Regions from separate parts of the Homo sapiens genome. Here region 2 is linked to region 1. A link is a loop called in an ENCODE intact Hi-C map of the cell type or tissue named here. Cell type or tissue: dorsolateral prefrontal cortex. All regions are shown on one strand.

Region 1 (8,000 bases):
TTTCTGAGCAGCAGGCTGGAGGCACCATTTCACTTGATCATTGACACAACCCAATGAGGCAACAGGCATTGACACCCACTTCGTTACCTGTGCAAAGGCTCCCCGAGGCCACCACGCCACCCTACTCTCTCACATCACAGCCAGGGCTGCCTTTAGGAGCGCCCCATGTTTGCCTTCTGCCATCCCCACCTTCCAGCGCTCCTCGCCCCTGACCAGTGCCCTCTGACACCTCTTTCCATCTCCCCTCTCTTCGGAAACAACGGAGTTCTCTGGAAAAATAAAATGTAAAATCAGACTCACTCTCAGTCACACGAATTGGGGTCACTGTGTCCAATTTCCAAAGGGAAATGTTAGCTTCATGCTGCAGTGAGACTGGAAATGCCATTCCTTTCTGAAAAAGTGGGTCAGGCACCAGAACATGTTACAGGGACTGGGGTCTTTACAGGGCGCCCCTGGAATCCCTGAGGGCAGGGCCACAGCTGGCTCTCGCATGCGTGCCCACCCTGTGCTGCCGGCCCAGCCCACGGGCTCCATCCTCCAACCCAGGCCAAGGCAGAAAACCAGATGCCTTTCCTATGTCTCCAGCGTGTCCCATCTTGCTAGGATTTTTCACATTTTTCTGTGGAAGCCCTTTATGGTCTGTGACCCTGGCCACTGCTGAGCCAAAAAGACAACAGATTTATGGCAGGCCTGGAGAGCAACAATCCATGGATGCATTTTCCCTGCTTTCAGTCAGTAATTTATTTTTAAATGATCTTTCTGTTATTTATGGGTCTCGCTGACTCCGATGGCCAGGGTGAACTGCATCTTATCAGACTAGCAAAACTAACTGGATTAAAGGGCATCCCTCACATGTCATCAAAAGGAGGACTAAGAACCCCGATGTCTCAGAAGTGCAGCTGAACTGGTTCATCTCCTTTTGTCCCTGAACAGCGATGTGAGCTCAGGCCAATGCCTTTGGGCCATGGGGTCAAACCTTCGCGGCTCCTCAGTGTTGAGGGCACAAGGCATGACAGCCGACTTCCTGCCTTGTAAAGTGGGGCTCAGGACACCCGCCACAGACGCTTATAGTGACAGTAGGGGAAGTCGTAGGGAACACCTGGTACATCTAATACTCAATAAATGCTACCTGTGTGATTATTATGGCCTTCTTTACCTTGTCCTCATCTCCCCTCTGGGAATACACCACTCAGAACCCAGGATGAAAAGATAATCATCTTTATATGGGGCTTGACCACTTCTAAAATATAAATTCAAACAATAAACCAACTTGGGGACGGGCACGGTGGCTCATGCCTGTAATCCCAGGAATTTGGGAGGCTGAGGCGGGTGGATCACTTGAGATCAGGAGTTCAAGACCAGCCTGGCCAACATGGTGAAACCCTGTCTCTACTAAAAATATCAAAAAAAAAAAAAAATTTGCCGGGCATGGTGGTGCGCCTGTAATCCCAGCTACTTGGGAGGCTGAGGCAGGAGAATCGATTGAACCCGGAGGTGGAGGCTGCAGTGAGCTGAGATAGCACCATTGCACTCCAGCCTGGGCAACAAGAGTGAAACTCTGTCTCAATAAATAAATAAATTAATTAATTAATTAATAAAATAAGACAAAATAAACACACTTGGAATCCTGTACCCTGATGTTGGAATAACATGGGAAGACAAGAAGACCAGGATGGCAGTTTATTTCTCTCCCAGAAATGAAGATCCGCTTCCACTCCAGCGTAATTACAGTTTAGCAGGGCCTTGTCTGAGGCTGAGGATTCTCGCAAGTACACAACTGTCTATTGTTCTCCCTAGCTCGTTACCATGGTGATCTAATTAAAGCTGCATCCAATGCTGCCAGCCCATAGGTATGGGCTGCGCGTGCAGCTCCTAGTGGCCAGGGGCGCGTGGCCTGCCCCTCTTGAGGCACCTTCCCAAATCCTCAACGAGAGCTGGTTGTCTGGGATGGGACACAAAAAATGCCTTCCGTTTAGGGACAAGCTGTGGGTTAAATGCTACTCCCCGCATGTTCAGAAAGGTGCTGCAGGCTTGCTTTGGGACCTTGGGAAGTGGCTTCATACACTTCATTCTCAGTTTCTTCGCGTATAACAGGAATGACAATATCTGCTTTGTACAGAAAAGAAAAGATTTGTGGAAGGACCTTGAGGGAAAATGCAAGCAAGCCTGCTCGTGGCTGTCATCCTTCCGCTGCACTCTGTTGCAGTGGCAGGAACATGGCGGGGGTGAGGAAGGAAGGCTGGACAGGCTCAGGTCCAAACTGCTGTCCCGAGGCAGCTGGGAGCTGCCTCACAGACCTCTTACCTGGTCTGTACGATGGGGACAACCGTAGTCAGCTCACGTGGCTATGAAGATGCAACAAGATATGTGAAGTCCCTGGCACATGCTGGGCATACCACCGCCTCCCAGTAAATGCCAGGCCAATGGAAGGACAATTCAGTGTCAGCTCCCCAATACAGGAGCCAGCAGCCCACACGATGCCATGATGAAGCATGCCACCTGATGGGCAAGAGCATGGGCTCTGAGTTCAAATCCTTGTGACTGTGACCCTGGGCAAGTCACTTAATTTCTTCATGCCTCTAGTCTTGTTTGTAAAATGAATATAACAGTGTTGGAGCTGGAGTTAAATGATGACAAAAATGGATTATGCCTAGAATATATTTGATACTGAATTGGAGGTAAACTCCTGTCCTCCTGTTCTGTCCAGGCCCAGGGCACAATAGGCCTCCTCCCTGTTTGGATCCAGTGCTCAGCCCTTTCATTTCACAAGCATGCTCCCCGTGAGGGAGCACTGTGTAGGTACGACCATACACATGTGGTGTCTACTTTAATCTTAAGATTCAGCCTATGATATGAGCACTATTGTAGCCCCAGTTTTTGGAAGGATAGACAGAGATTTAGGCAGGTAAGGTGACTTGTCCAAGGTAACACCACCTGTAAGTGATGGAACTGGGATTTGAGCTGAGGCAGTCTGACCGCCTTGCCCTGGGCTTATGCTTCCTAACCACTATCCTCTGCTGCCCCTCACTGGATTGTCATTGAAAGCCTGTGAAGTAGGCATGAGGATCCCCATCTAAGCAGATGAGTGAACAGGCCAGGAGAAAAGACCGGGTCTTTCAGTGCCCCAAAGCTGGCCAGTAGTAAGGGCAGGACCTATATGTTGGCCTCATCCCAATTTCAAGGGCAAATGCTCTCCTATCTCATTGCCTTGAACCAGGCTTTGGGATCATCACTGAAACTGGCAAACCATCCAGTTAGCCATCCCTCGCTTAGGTCTTCCCCATGACAACGTCTTCCATCCCTCGCCTCTCCTCACCACTTCCCTTAGCATTCCTGGGGTCCTGTGTGAATCAGGCAGTGTGTCGGGGACATGTGCTACTGATTATTTCCCCGGCTTATCAAAGGCCTGATCTCTTTCCTTGTAGCCAGAGCAGCTCAACACCTCGTCCACACACCACAGCCCTCATTTCCTTTTTATGAAGATTGGGGAGCAAAAACATTTCAAAGGCTACCAATTAAATGAACCCTGCCGTGCCCATAACCACAGTGCCCCTTTAGAGAGCCGGAGAGTTACAGAGTCAGTAACTGACAGGCCAGCACATGTGGTCTTTATGATCCTGCAGTTCTTCTCCCAAGATGTTGGCTGCTTTCCCTTCATTCTTGATGCCCTGAGTTCTGCCCAGTCAGTCCAAGGGACAGGGCTCCACCTGGCATATTTCCAACTGGCTTGTGCAAATCATGTGTGCCCACCTACAGGCCTTGAATGCTCCACAGTCCAGGAGCCTGTCCTTTATCAGGGAGCTTTATCAGGGAGGAAGCTTTATTGGGGAGGAAGACCAGGTTCTGCACGCTTAACTGCATGCCTAAGCCTGATTGTCCTAAATCCCCTGGATAGCCCAAGAGCCTTCTGTTTCTCTCCACTCCATCTCCATTGCTCAATTCAGACCTCACTATCTTCCCTCTGGTATGTTACAACTGTCCCATAAATGATGCCCCTTCCTCCACCAACTCTGACTGCAATCTACCCTTTCCATGACCACCAAAGGGATCTTTCAGAGAAGGTAAGTTTTTTATTTTTTATTTATTTATTTATTTATTTTTGAGACAGGGTCTTACTCTGTGACCTAAGCTGAAGTGCAGTGGTGCAATCACGACTCACTGCAGTCTCAGGTTATCCTTCCACCTCAGCCTTCCTAGTAGCTAGGACTACAGGTGCACCACTATGCCTGCCTACTTTTTGTATTTTTTGTAGAAATGAAGTTTCACTGTGATGTCCAGGCTGATGTCAAACTCCTGGGCTCATGTAATCTGCCCACCTCGGCCTCCCAAAGTGCTGGGATTACAGGTGGCACTTAAGTCTTCGCTGCCATATTCGAAGTCCTGTAATGACTCCCTATTGCCTATAGCACAGAGGTGAATCTTCTTAGGTTGGCATACAAGACTCTGTGATGCAGTTTTTGCCTGTTTTTCTAAATCTTCCTCTCCCTAATTTAAACTCTTTACTCCAGCAACATGGAACAGTAAGAAGTTCCCTGTACACACCTGCATACCACCACACTGCCTATTGATGCCCTTCTGAGCTCTCCTTCACAAAACCACTTCTATTTATTCCGATATACAGTCCAGGCATCACCTCCAGTGGAAGATGACTCCACGATCACCCAAGCTCACAGCCCCACCTCGGTGCTTTTGTATACTGGTGGGCCCCTTTCCATAAGCAAACATTCTTTTACACCCTAATGATCTGATTTCTTATTCTTTGGTTCTGGTAGACAGACGGACTTCTGAAAGTAGGCATTTTACCTTCTTTATTTTGTCATCTGGGTGTCTCAATCAGTTGCTGGCTCAGAGTAGACACTCAATAAGAGTCTGTTGAACTGAGCCAAGATTGAGTTGGCTCAGGGAAAAAGGAACGGCTGGCAGCCTTGAGAGAAGATCTTTACCTCTTTGGGCTAAACTGTGTGTTTCATTGATCTTGAATGAGAAGCCAATGAAGGAGTTCACATGTCTGCTCCCAAGGAGGCTGCTTGACAAAACAGCAGTGTGTGTGTGTATATGTGTGTGTGTCTGTGTGTGTGATTTTTATCATCTTAATCTGAAAACAAGAATGGGCCAAGCCTTGTAGGATTCGGATCACATGCCTTAGTGCATGTCTTTGGGTTGGAAGCATCTTCTTCAACACTTCTATTACTTGCTAGAGGAATACACCAGGGAAGAGACATCGTCCCCTGAGGGTGGCGTATTTGGAGCTCAACTCAATACAACCACCATAGAATGAACATTTGCTATAAGTCCCACCAGGGAATGAGCCACACATAGAGGAGGTCTTGGGTAGCAAAGAGTGAATCATTCCCGAACTCTGCCTGCAGATGATCATAGTCAGGGGCAGGATCAGAAGATGGTGTAGATAATTGTAATAACAGGGGATGATGCCATGATCCAGGGAAACTCAAGGGCCTGAAGGATAGCCTCTGAGTCTGACTGTGTGGTTGAGAGGAAGAGGCTCCCATGCTCATTTTCCAAGGACTGCCAGAAATTAACCAGGGGAATGGGCAGAGGGAGCTGCTGCTTAGCCAGCAGACAGGCTGTGCTGCTGTGTACAATGTGCCCTGCTGCTTTGAGAGGCCACAGATCACCCAGTCAGTCTGTCCCCCATACAGAGACAGGTTCCCTCTGCATCTTCCCTAATAGCCTGGCCTCCAGGCCACTTTCTGCACTAGGGTCACTGCTAATGCTAAGCCAGGACTTACCCTTCAAGCCATGCCCTCTAGATCATTGCTTTTAAAGCAAAGAGGAAAATGGAAAGATTTTGCAGCTGTAGCTGGAGAAGAGAAATGATGATAAGGCCATCCCTGGGTTCCCCTGTGAGTTTTATCATATATGAGCTGCCTGACTTTGGTTAAGTCCCCTCACATCTGGCCTTTGGGAAGATTTGATGAGAATCTCCTTCTGGCCACGTTTTCTGCAAGAAAGCCCTGTCCCTGGGCTGGGCATAAAGACCCAGCTTGGGGTGGAGGGGAGTCTGACATTTTGGACACTGGCACTGAGGACTGGGGGAGGGTGGCCTCACCTGGATTTCCTGTGCAGATCAAGCAGGCCTGCAACACGGTGGGGGCGTTTCAGGTTGGACAGTTGCTGCAGACACAAAGCCTCAGAATTACCCTGCAATGCACACAGGTCACGAGCAATAAAACGCCTTTTAAAATGTCATCTGCTGAACTGCAGATTCCAACTAATAAATCCCCGTGACCTGGAGGTACCTGGGGTCAAACATTTGCAATATGGCCCCTGGAGCTGCCCTGCTCCCTGGAAGATGGGCCGGCTTTATGAGCTTGCTGTTTGATGGTTGCCATAGAGGCCAGCACATCCACCTGGGATGGGGGGTGGGGAGAAGACAGAGACTCAGTAACATGTTGTAATTACCCAACATCCTAGTGAATCATGTGTCAGCACCCACAGTTGGGGAAAAATTGGGAGCTGTTGCTCTCCAAGGACCAGCTCTGTAATCTATAAAACAATGAGATCACCATCTGGGCTAGGGGAAATGGAGACAGGGCTCGGCTCTGTTCTCAAAGTAAAGGAAGGGAAGAGAAAAAAGATAATGATAGCAACAGAGAGGCTGCTGCCTCTGGCATGGAAGGAAGCTGAGTCCGTCCGTCCATTGTGCTGCACTCGACTTCCCGACGGCTCTTGGGCATAGGCCTCAGTGCCCCCTGTGCCAGATGATGACAGTGCAGCTCCGAGGGCTCATTCCACTCTCCCAGGCTGCTCTGAAAAGGGGACTGTCTGGGCCTTTCTGGCTCTTTCCTCAGTGCTGCTCCTCCCTGAAGATAGTGCTTTCCAGTGCACAGGCCATTTTCCCTCCTGTGGGGAACAGTCCTTTCCCACAGAGAACAGGGAGGTCATTCCTCTCATTTTACAGATGAAAAGTGGAGGCTTGGAGAGTGGAGAGACGACGAATTGAACCAAATTTTACAAGATGATTGGGTTTGGGGTAAGCTGAAAGGCACAGGGGGCATCCCAGGTGGTGAAAGCAGTGCACACAGCCTCGAGTGACCGGCACCCGAGGTGTACTGGGCTCCAGCAGAAACAGTGCTTTGGCTGGAGGGAAGTGTATCCAGTGTTCTCTCTCAGGGAGCAAGGCTCTCTGGCTTTGGTACTACACACAAGATTTCAGATTCTCATAAAATCACCTTTGGGGGTGCTCCTAGATACACCCTTAGAAGCCAGATGGCTCGTCTGCAGCCTGACACTCAGGACAGGCCACCATCTGATCACCGCTTCTCTCTCCAGACACTCCCCTTGCTGAGAACTTCGGCCAGGTCTCACTGCCCCACATGTCACCTCATTCTGTCCAGGGTGTGACCCCCTCTTCCTTCGCCCTTCCCACTGCTCCTGTCCTAGAGAATCCTGCCTCACCTTCAAGGCCCAAACCCCAATGCCTCCAGGAAGCCCATCTGGATTGCTAACTCTCTGAGTCCCTCCACACAGTGACTTACCAAATAAAAACAGCTTCTCTTTTTTTTTTCCCCATTAGGAACTGAGCCTCATAATAAACATAAATGACAACTTACATATAACATGTATAATTTATACATAAACCGCTTTTTTTCTCTTCTGACTTTATGATGTCCTTATCTACTGAATTTGTAATCTTTGCTCTATTCATGTTGCGTAGATACTGGGTCTAGCTCAGTGGATGCTGCTATAAAGGCCAAGAAAAAGAAAAGGAAGAGCTGACCACATCTTGATGCTTGGTGATGTGATAATATCATTGCAGTGCTTTATGCTTACTGCAGAAAATAAGGAAACCAGCTCTCATGTTGGTGTCTGATTGTTCCAATGTAATGAGTCCCCTGAGAGGAAAGCTCTAGCTTACTGCAACAGTCGTGGTTTCATGCAATACTGAGAAAGTGCTAGTGTGTGTATATCTAACATAGAAAAGCACTCACTACATTTACTCTTCTGTTTTCTGCTTTTGTTCTGATCATTGTCACCTC
Region 2 (8,000 bases), 100 kb before region 1:
CACTTATATTGATTCCACAAAAAATAGATGCTTAAGATGCATCCCCCTCTTCAAAAATTCACTGGACCAAGAGTCCATGTGGAGTTGTTAGGTGGACGCCATGTCTACCATTCTTTACTGCCCCTCTTGCTGCCTCTACAAATCTCTTTTGCTTGGTTAGACTTTACATAACAGAATTGTAAACCTCCAATTCATAAATGCTACAAGTGTTTGTCATTGATGGCAAAGGTGAATTCCGTCACCAGGAGCACATTTAAAGAAGGCTGTATCCAGCAGAGAGTGCTGGTCATTTTACATACAGCCATGCAGTACATAGCGTTGTTTTGGTCCACAGTGGTCCGACTATATGACAGTGGTACCATAAGATTATCACACCGTATTTCAACTTTACCTTTTCTATATTTAGACACATTTAGATACACACAATATTTAGCATTGTGTTATGATTGCCTACAGTATTCAATATAGTTGCATGTTGCACAGGTTTGTGGCCTAGGAACAATGGCTATGCCATATAGTTTAGGTGTGTAGCAATGATATTTACCATCTAGGTTTGTGTAAGTATATTCCATGATATTTGCACAATGATAAAATTGCCTAAGGATGCATATTTCAGAATGTATCCCCATAGTCAACTGATACATAACTGTATTTATTTGCATTTTATCCTCACAAGGGCTCATTTTAGAGATGTGAGAACTACAACTCAGAGAAGCTAAGTTATTTTTTTTTTCATAAACATACAGCTAGTAAGTGAGGACAATTCTTGTGTGCCTTAAGTACCTGGCAGGGTATTCTGATATTGCTGGTTTGAATTTCCGATTTTCTCTGTTGAAGAGGCGTGGGCATTTTATACATCTTTAATCGTCTTTTGGATATCACAAGCAATAGTTTCTGAGAAAGCTATTATTCTCTTCCATATTGATATTTTGAACATCCTTGCTGTATTGCTAAGTGTGATTGTAGGATCAAGAGTTGACCGTCTCCGAGTGGAATATCTGAAGCGGTGCTATCACCCCTTCCAGTGATGGAGAGTCATGTGAAGAAAGCTGTTCATGAAGCTAGGAGTCTCTTTCTCTGCTTATAAAAGAAGGCTTGTAGATTCTTCTGTTTGGGCTCATAACTGCTCTGGAAGAAGGCGGAATCGGGCAGAACTGATGCAGGCCTAGGAATTCTGGGAAGCGGAAGCAGCGGCGTAGGCCCACGCAGTCTGGCCACTCCGCCCTGCCCTTCACCCAGATTCCTCCCTGCTCCCTGGGTGCTTTTGGAGACTAGCTTCCGGAGCCTGACACATGTTCCTTTGTCTGGCCCCAGCTGTTAGAATCTGTCTTCATTCATTAAGCAGGAAGGGAGTTTTCAGAACTGCTTCTGCAGTCTGATGTCATGGGGCAGCCACACTCAAACCTCGGCAACTTCAAATTAGAGATGTCAAAATACGCAATGGAGACCTGACTGAGCACCCTCTAATCCTCGGCCATGGTGCTGGATGCCTCCCCTCCCCGATAATGACTGGTCCTAGGGCCAATCTGCACCGTGGGTGCCATTATCATTTTACAGAAAAGGAAACTGAGGCTCAGAAATGCTGTGAGGCAGCTCATAGCTCTATACTTAGAAAGGCAGGATCTGAGCCCAGGTCGGTGTGACTACAAGGCTGGCTCTCAGAACACCGCACTCACCGTCTTTCCTACCAACAGAGAGCTGCAGCCATCTTTCCTGCTATTAAAAGAAAAATCATAAAAGGGCTTGTCTTTTAGAAAATAACCATGCCGTCTTTGGGGAGAACACAGGTTTCTGTCCCAAAGCCTGGCTCACCTCCCTGCCGGGAAGGGCCTCCACGCTCAGCCCAGGACTCAGGGTATGCACCATATTGTCACCGATAATTGTACAGACCCATTCATCAGCAGGAATCCTATTTCAAACAGCTCTCCGACTCTAACGGCACGAAAAGCGTGAACTAAGCACAGTTTAATTAATTCTGATCTCACAGACAGAGGCTGCCCCATCAGAGACGACGGTGCACAGACACGAGGCAGGAAAAATTTCTCCAGCCTCAGAAGCAGGAGTGCATTCAAATGATCCCTTCATTCCTTCAAGATGGATAATTTGTTTTTTAGTAAATTCATAGGACACGTTTGTTGGAACCGTCACTGGCTCTCATCTTTCTGGGAAGGTGTACCTTTTAACCTAGAGAGCAGAAAAGCCTCTGATCTCGCTCCCTCTGACAGAAAGAAATGAGCCTCTTTGCTTTTAGTCTAATAATAGTATCTCCAATTCATGTAGATTTTTATGGTAAATCTTAAACATCATAGAAAATCCATATCCACAGTCCAATCACCAAGTCACCTTGGAGGAAAAGGAGGGGGGGAAATAGCATTATTTGAATTTCAAGGAAAGAAATACACCAGGAGAGCTGGGCATGCTTCATCTTTCTTCTACCAAGGAGCTCAGAGGCCTCCATGCCCTGAGACAGTCCCAGCTTCTCAGTGCCAAAGAGAAATGAGGGTAATACACACAGATGGAGTCCCTGGGACCCAGAAGGGTGGGCTCTGCCCAGAGTTAGCTGACTCCAGGAAATCGGCATGGTTCTGCTCCAAAAGGACCTCAATGACACTTCCCTACTGCTGCAGTGAGGAAGGTCGAGCCCATTTTATAGGGGGAGCTACCAAGACACAGAGAAGGTAGGCCATTGATACAGGGTCACACAAGTAGTGTGGCAGGGTCAGAGATGTCTCCATAATCCAGCTGGACCACTAGCTTTTGAGCAACTCCTTTCCTCTCTCCAAGTCCCCGTTGCCCCACATGTAAAACGAGAAGGCAGAACTCTCCTGAACACTAGATACCTTTTATTAACAGTGGTGCCTGTACCACGAAAGCAGTAATTCTTCTGGGAGTGAAACCTGCATGTTTGATACCTTGGTCAAGGGGAGGGAGGGAGGACAGAAGAGGGAGGATCAGAGTTCAATTTTCACTCCATTCCTTCATTTACTTATCTACTATGTTTCTAGCGTTGTGTTCAGAGGTGAGAACTCAGCGATGACAAAGATACTGGCCTCCTTCTTGAGGGGCTCACAGTCTTCTAGAGAAAACAGACAACGAAGTATGAAACCAGGGCCAGGCGGTGGTTCATGCCTGTAGTCCCAGCACTTTGGGAGGCCGAAGCAGGCAGATCACCTGAGGTCAGGAGTTCGAGACCAACCAATATGATGAAACCCCGTCTCTGCTAAAAATACAAAAATTAGCCAGGCTTGGAGGCATGTGCCTGTAATCCCAGCTACTCGGGAGGCTGAGACAGGAGAATTGCTTGAACCTGGGAGGCAGAGGTTGCAGTGAGCCGAGATCGCCCCATTGCACTCCAGCCTGGGCAACAAGAGCAAAACTCCATGTCAAAAAAAAAGAAAAAAAAAGTATGAAACCAGGCAGGTGCAGTGACTCATGCCCGTAATCTCAGTGACTTGGGAGGCTGAGGTGGGAGGATGGCTTGAGGCTAGCAGTTTGAGACCATCCTGGGCAACAAAACCAGACGCCCATCTCTACAAAAAAAATTTAAAAAATCAGCCAAGCATGGTGGCACATGCCTGTAGTCCCAGCTACTTGGGAGTCTGAGGCAGGAGTTCGAGGCTGCAGTGAGGGTGCCACTGCACTCCAGCCTGGGTGACAGAGCTGAGATTCTGATTCAAAAAAAAAAAAGAAAGAAAAAAGAAAAGAAAAGAAAAGAATGATAGAAATGTACACAAGGAGCTTTGGGAACAGAGGAGAGAGAGCAACTATCTCTGCCTGACCTTGAGTAAGTCATTTAAGTAATTCTGGTCCTCATCTTTAACATGGAATAGTCACAACTTGCACTTCACAGAGTTGTAATTCATGGTGCTTGTGTGAGGAACTCAGTGGGTATATAAAGGATCTGAAGTGGCCTAGGGCTTTCTCCAGAGTCCCTGGATTCGTCTAGGCCATATTGGCCCACAGCTTTCTCCATCTATTCACCAGCAGCCCAGCCAGCAGGGAACCTCGGGGAGCCCTGCGCCCTCTTCAGGCTGTCCTCCTGCCATACATTTACTAGTCTTCCCTGATTTGCCCCCATCAAGTTTTCTCTCTAGAGTATACTGGTGCATTTGGCCTTTTCCTTAGGCAGTTCAGAGGTAGGAGTGGATAAAAGCTGGAGCTCTGTAGTGTCAGGCAGACATTGGCTCAAATCCAGCTTTGCTCCTCAGCTAGATGCTAAATCTGGGGAAAGTTACTTAACGTCTCTGAGCCTCTGTTTCCTCACCTGTACGGGAGGGATAATGAGAGTGCTTCTCGGTAGGGCTGTGAGGATTGAATGAGGGGATCGGTCAGCTCCTCAGACCCAAGATCCTCTTGGGGTGGTGGTGGTGCGGGGATGGGTCCTTTACTTGCTCAATTAAAGTCCTGAGCAAGTACCAGGACCGGTGAGTGCTAAATGTTGGTAATGTTCTCCCTCCTCCTTCTGTTCCTCCCCCTCCCCCCTTCTCCCTCCCCCCTCATTGTTATTACTAAATGCAAGGTCAAGTGTGGCAGGGCTCTCACCCTGTTCGGTTTTGCACATGCTAAGATGGGGTCCCCCAGGACCATGTTCAGGGTAAGAGGGAATTGCAGGGGTCCTGGAGGCACGCTAAGGCTAAGGTGGGAGTTTAAATCCATACCAGCTGTGTGATTGTGAGCAAATTGCTTGCCCTCTCTGGGCCTAAGCTTCCCCATTGGTAAGATGGGGATACTGACACTTTCTCACAGGTTTGTTGTGAGGAGTAAACGAGATCATCTAAGTTCAGGGCATGGCAAGTCATGGGCACTGCCTTCTCTTCCCTGTCCAGAGGCTCAATGCCCGCTACACAGAACAAGCAGCAGCTTGTTAATGTCCCGACAAGCATCACTTGTGCTTTCACCGGGAGTCATGCCCCTAGGCCGCAGTGTCTTTGCTGCCTGTCTTCTGTAACTCAACCACCGCCCAGGAGGGCCATGGGTCTGTGGGGCTTGCCCAGTACCCAGGTGCCAACTGGCCTGCTGGTGGGGGCATCTATGGGCTAAGACTGCATCTTTAGATAACACTTTCCAGATAAGCCCTTTTCTCTTATGGGTATTTCGTATCAGCCCTGTGAGTTAGGTGCTCAATAATAACAAAGATGGCTGGGTGTGGTGGTTCATGCCTGTAATCCCAGCACTTTGGGAGGCCGGGGCGGGCAGATCGTGAGGTCAGGAGTTCAAGACCAGCCTGGCACACATACTGAAACCCTGTCTCTACTAAAAATACAAAAAAAAAAAAAAAAAAAAAAAATTAGCCAGGCGTGGTGACTGGCACCTGTAGTCCCAGCTACTTGGGAGGCTGAGGCAGGAGAATTGCTTGAACCCAGGAGGTGGAGGTTGCAGTGAGCTGAGATTGCAACACTGTGCTCCAGCCTGGGTGACAGAGCAAGACTCTGTCTCAAAAATAAAAATAAAATAAAATAAATAATAACAAAGATGACAGTAATAATAGTGACCAACAAATGTTGAGGATCCCGCCTGCCAGGTACTGTGCTAAGCCTGTCACTGCCTGACAGGATGCAGGGTGGCTTGCAGCAGACTTTCTTCTTTTTCCATTTTTATTTTTTTTTTGAGACGAGGTCTTGCCCTGTCACCCAGAATGGAGTGCAGTGGTGCCATCACAGCTCCCTGCAGCCTTGATCTCCCAGGCTCAAGTTATCCTCCCACCTCAGCCTCCTGAGTAGGTGGGACTACAGGTTTGTGCCACCATACTCAGCTAATTTTTTTTTTCTTTTTTGTTTTTTTTGAGACGGAGTCTCGCTGTGTCGCCCAGGCTGGAGTGCAGTGGTGCGATCTCGGCTCACTGCAAGCTTCGCCTCCTGGGTTCATGCCGTTCTCCTGCCTCAGCCTCCTGAGTAGCTGGGACTACAGGTGCCTGCCACCACGCCCGGCTAATTTTTTTTGTATTCTTAGTAGAAACGGGGTTTCACCGTGTTAGCCAGGCTGGTCTCATTCTCCTGACCTCGTGATCCACCGGCCTTGGCCTCCCAAAGTGCTGGGATTACAGGTGTGAGCCACCGCGCCCGGCCAGCTAATTTTTTTATTTTTTGAAGAGATGGAGTCTCACTATGTTGCCCAAGCTGGTTTCAAACTCCTGGGATGAAACAATCTTCCTGTCTCAGCCTCCCAAAGTGCTGGGATTACAGGTGTGAGCCACTGTGTCTGGCCAACAAACTTTTAAGGTAGAGTTTATCGGCCCCATTTCACAGAGAGGACTTGAAGGCTCCAAACAAGATGCTAAGTGACTTCAGAAGCTAAAGAGCTCACGCCGGCCACAGCTGGGAGCTTCATCCAGGTCTGGCTTTCTTCCAGCCTCATGCTCTTTTGTAAATCTGCACCGGCTTTCCTAGGTAAAGAAGAAAAAAGAGCACAAGGCTGGGGTTAGGATGAAAAGCCGTAGTCTCTGATCCTTAGGTGCATCGAATGATTTGTTTTATCATTAGACTTCCTGAACGAGGTCCTGAAACCCATGTTAGCAAAAGTCAGTTTCCTGGAGCCACCTCATAGTTCACCACCAGCAGAGGCCCTCAGGGCCCATTGTCCGTCACCAGGAGGGGCTCTCAGGCCCTTGCTGAGACCCACTTCCTCCCTGTGCTGCACATTCTTCCCAAAATCCATGCCTACCCTGAGACCCTCACGCACCCTGTGGTCCTCACAGCCCCATGATCCACATCCTCCCTGTGATCCATCTCCTCTCCATGATCCTTGCCCATCCTGTGGTCCATGTTGTCCCTGTGACCTACATCCATGTTTTGCTCAACATCCTCCCCATGATCCACATCCTCCCCATGATCCACAATCACCAGTGATCCACATCTATTCCATGATCCACATCCTCTCCATGCTCCACCTCCTCCCTGTGCCCCATGTCCAATCCGTGATCCACATCCACCCCGTGATCCATGTCCACCCCAAGATCCACATCCTCCCCATGATCCACATTCTCCCCGTGATCCATATCCACCTCGTGATCCACATCCACCCAATGATTTACATCTTCCCCATGATCCACATCCTCCCTATGATCCACATCCTCCCTGTGATCCAAGTCCACCCCGTGATCCACATCCACCCTATTCCCCATGTCCATCCCATGGTCCACATCAATCCGATGATCCACATTCTCCCCATGATCCATATCCTCCCTGTGATCCACATCCACCCCATGATCCACATCTTCCCTATGATCCACATCTTCCCCATGATCCACATCCTCCCCGTGATCTACATCCTCCCTGTGACCCACATTTACCCCATGATTCACATGCTCCCCATGATCCACATCCTCCTTGTGATCCACATCCAACCTGTGATGCACATCTTTCCTATGATCGACGTCCTCCTTGTAATCTAAACTCTAGCTCCCCACAAAAGCCTGCTCTGATCATGGTAGGGAGGGTAGCTGTTTCTTCTCTCGATAAAGCCTGTGGGCAGTTGAGACTGGATTTAACCCTGCTCTAGGGAGGACCAACACTGAGCAGTGAACAGCATCTTCCATGACACTGGTGCATCTCCCCTTCCTGCCTTTTCTGTGCTGTTCCCCTGCCCAAAATCTTCCCCAGTTCTGCTCTGCTGGCCAAGACCTGCACCATTCCCCAAGGCATTCCACATGCTGCCTCTTTCCAGGAAGCACCCCTGGGCCCTCCAAGTCAGGTAAGGACCCTACTCTGTGCCGGTACGGTCCTGGCCTCTGGCAATGGCAGCCTCTGGACTACTAAGTCATGTGACTGTCTCTTCTGTCAGACTGTGAGCCCATTGAGGGCAGAAGCCAGTCTTAGTCATCTATGTGTCCAGGAACCTCAGAACAATAGCTGGGGCTAATCAGACAGGACTAGCTCTGCTGCAGGAATGAATAAACCCTGAAATCCTGCTGGCTAAGCACAAAGCAGGTTCATTTGTTGCTCATGTTAAAGTTGGGCGATGGTCATGCAGTTAGCCTCAGTCATGTTGCTTTAAGCATTGCC

The links. A loop is a pair of places that touch in the nucleus more often than their neighbours do. Peaks named below come from ENCODE experiments on the same cell type or tissue, not always from the same donor. Only the 100,000 strongest peaks of a DNase experiment are listed, where the experiment ranks them.
Region 2: it touches region 1 in a loop (3.0-fold over the local background); 1 of 110 quality-filtered maps calls a loop at or near these places.

The regions. Positions count from the first base shown.
Region 1 is chr2:16,319,096-16,327,095 of GRCh38, forward strand. No RefSeq gene overlaps it. Among named protein-coding and RNA genes, the nearest start is that of GACAT3, 270 kb to the left of the region's middle. In dorsolateral prefrontal cortex, CTCF peaks have their summits at 1,871 and 3,053; a DNase peak (open chromatin) is centred at 3,025; H3K4me3 peaks cover 678 bases; H3K27ac peaks cover 1,452 bases.
Region 2 is chr2:16,214,830-16,222,829 of GRCh38, forward strand. No RefSeq gene overlaps it. Among named protein-coding and RNA genes, the nearest start is that of GACAT3, 170 kb to the left of the region's middle. RefSeq lists an enhancer at 1,066-1,567. In dorsolateral prefrontal cortex, a CTCF peak has its summit at 4,032 (motif pointing left); no DNase peak of the experiment used is centred here; H3K4me3 peaks cover 829 bases; H3K27me3 peaks cover 501 bases.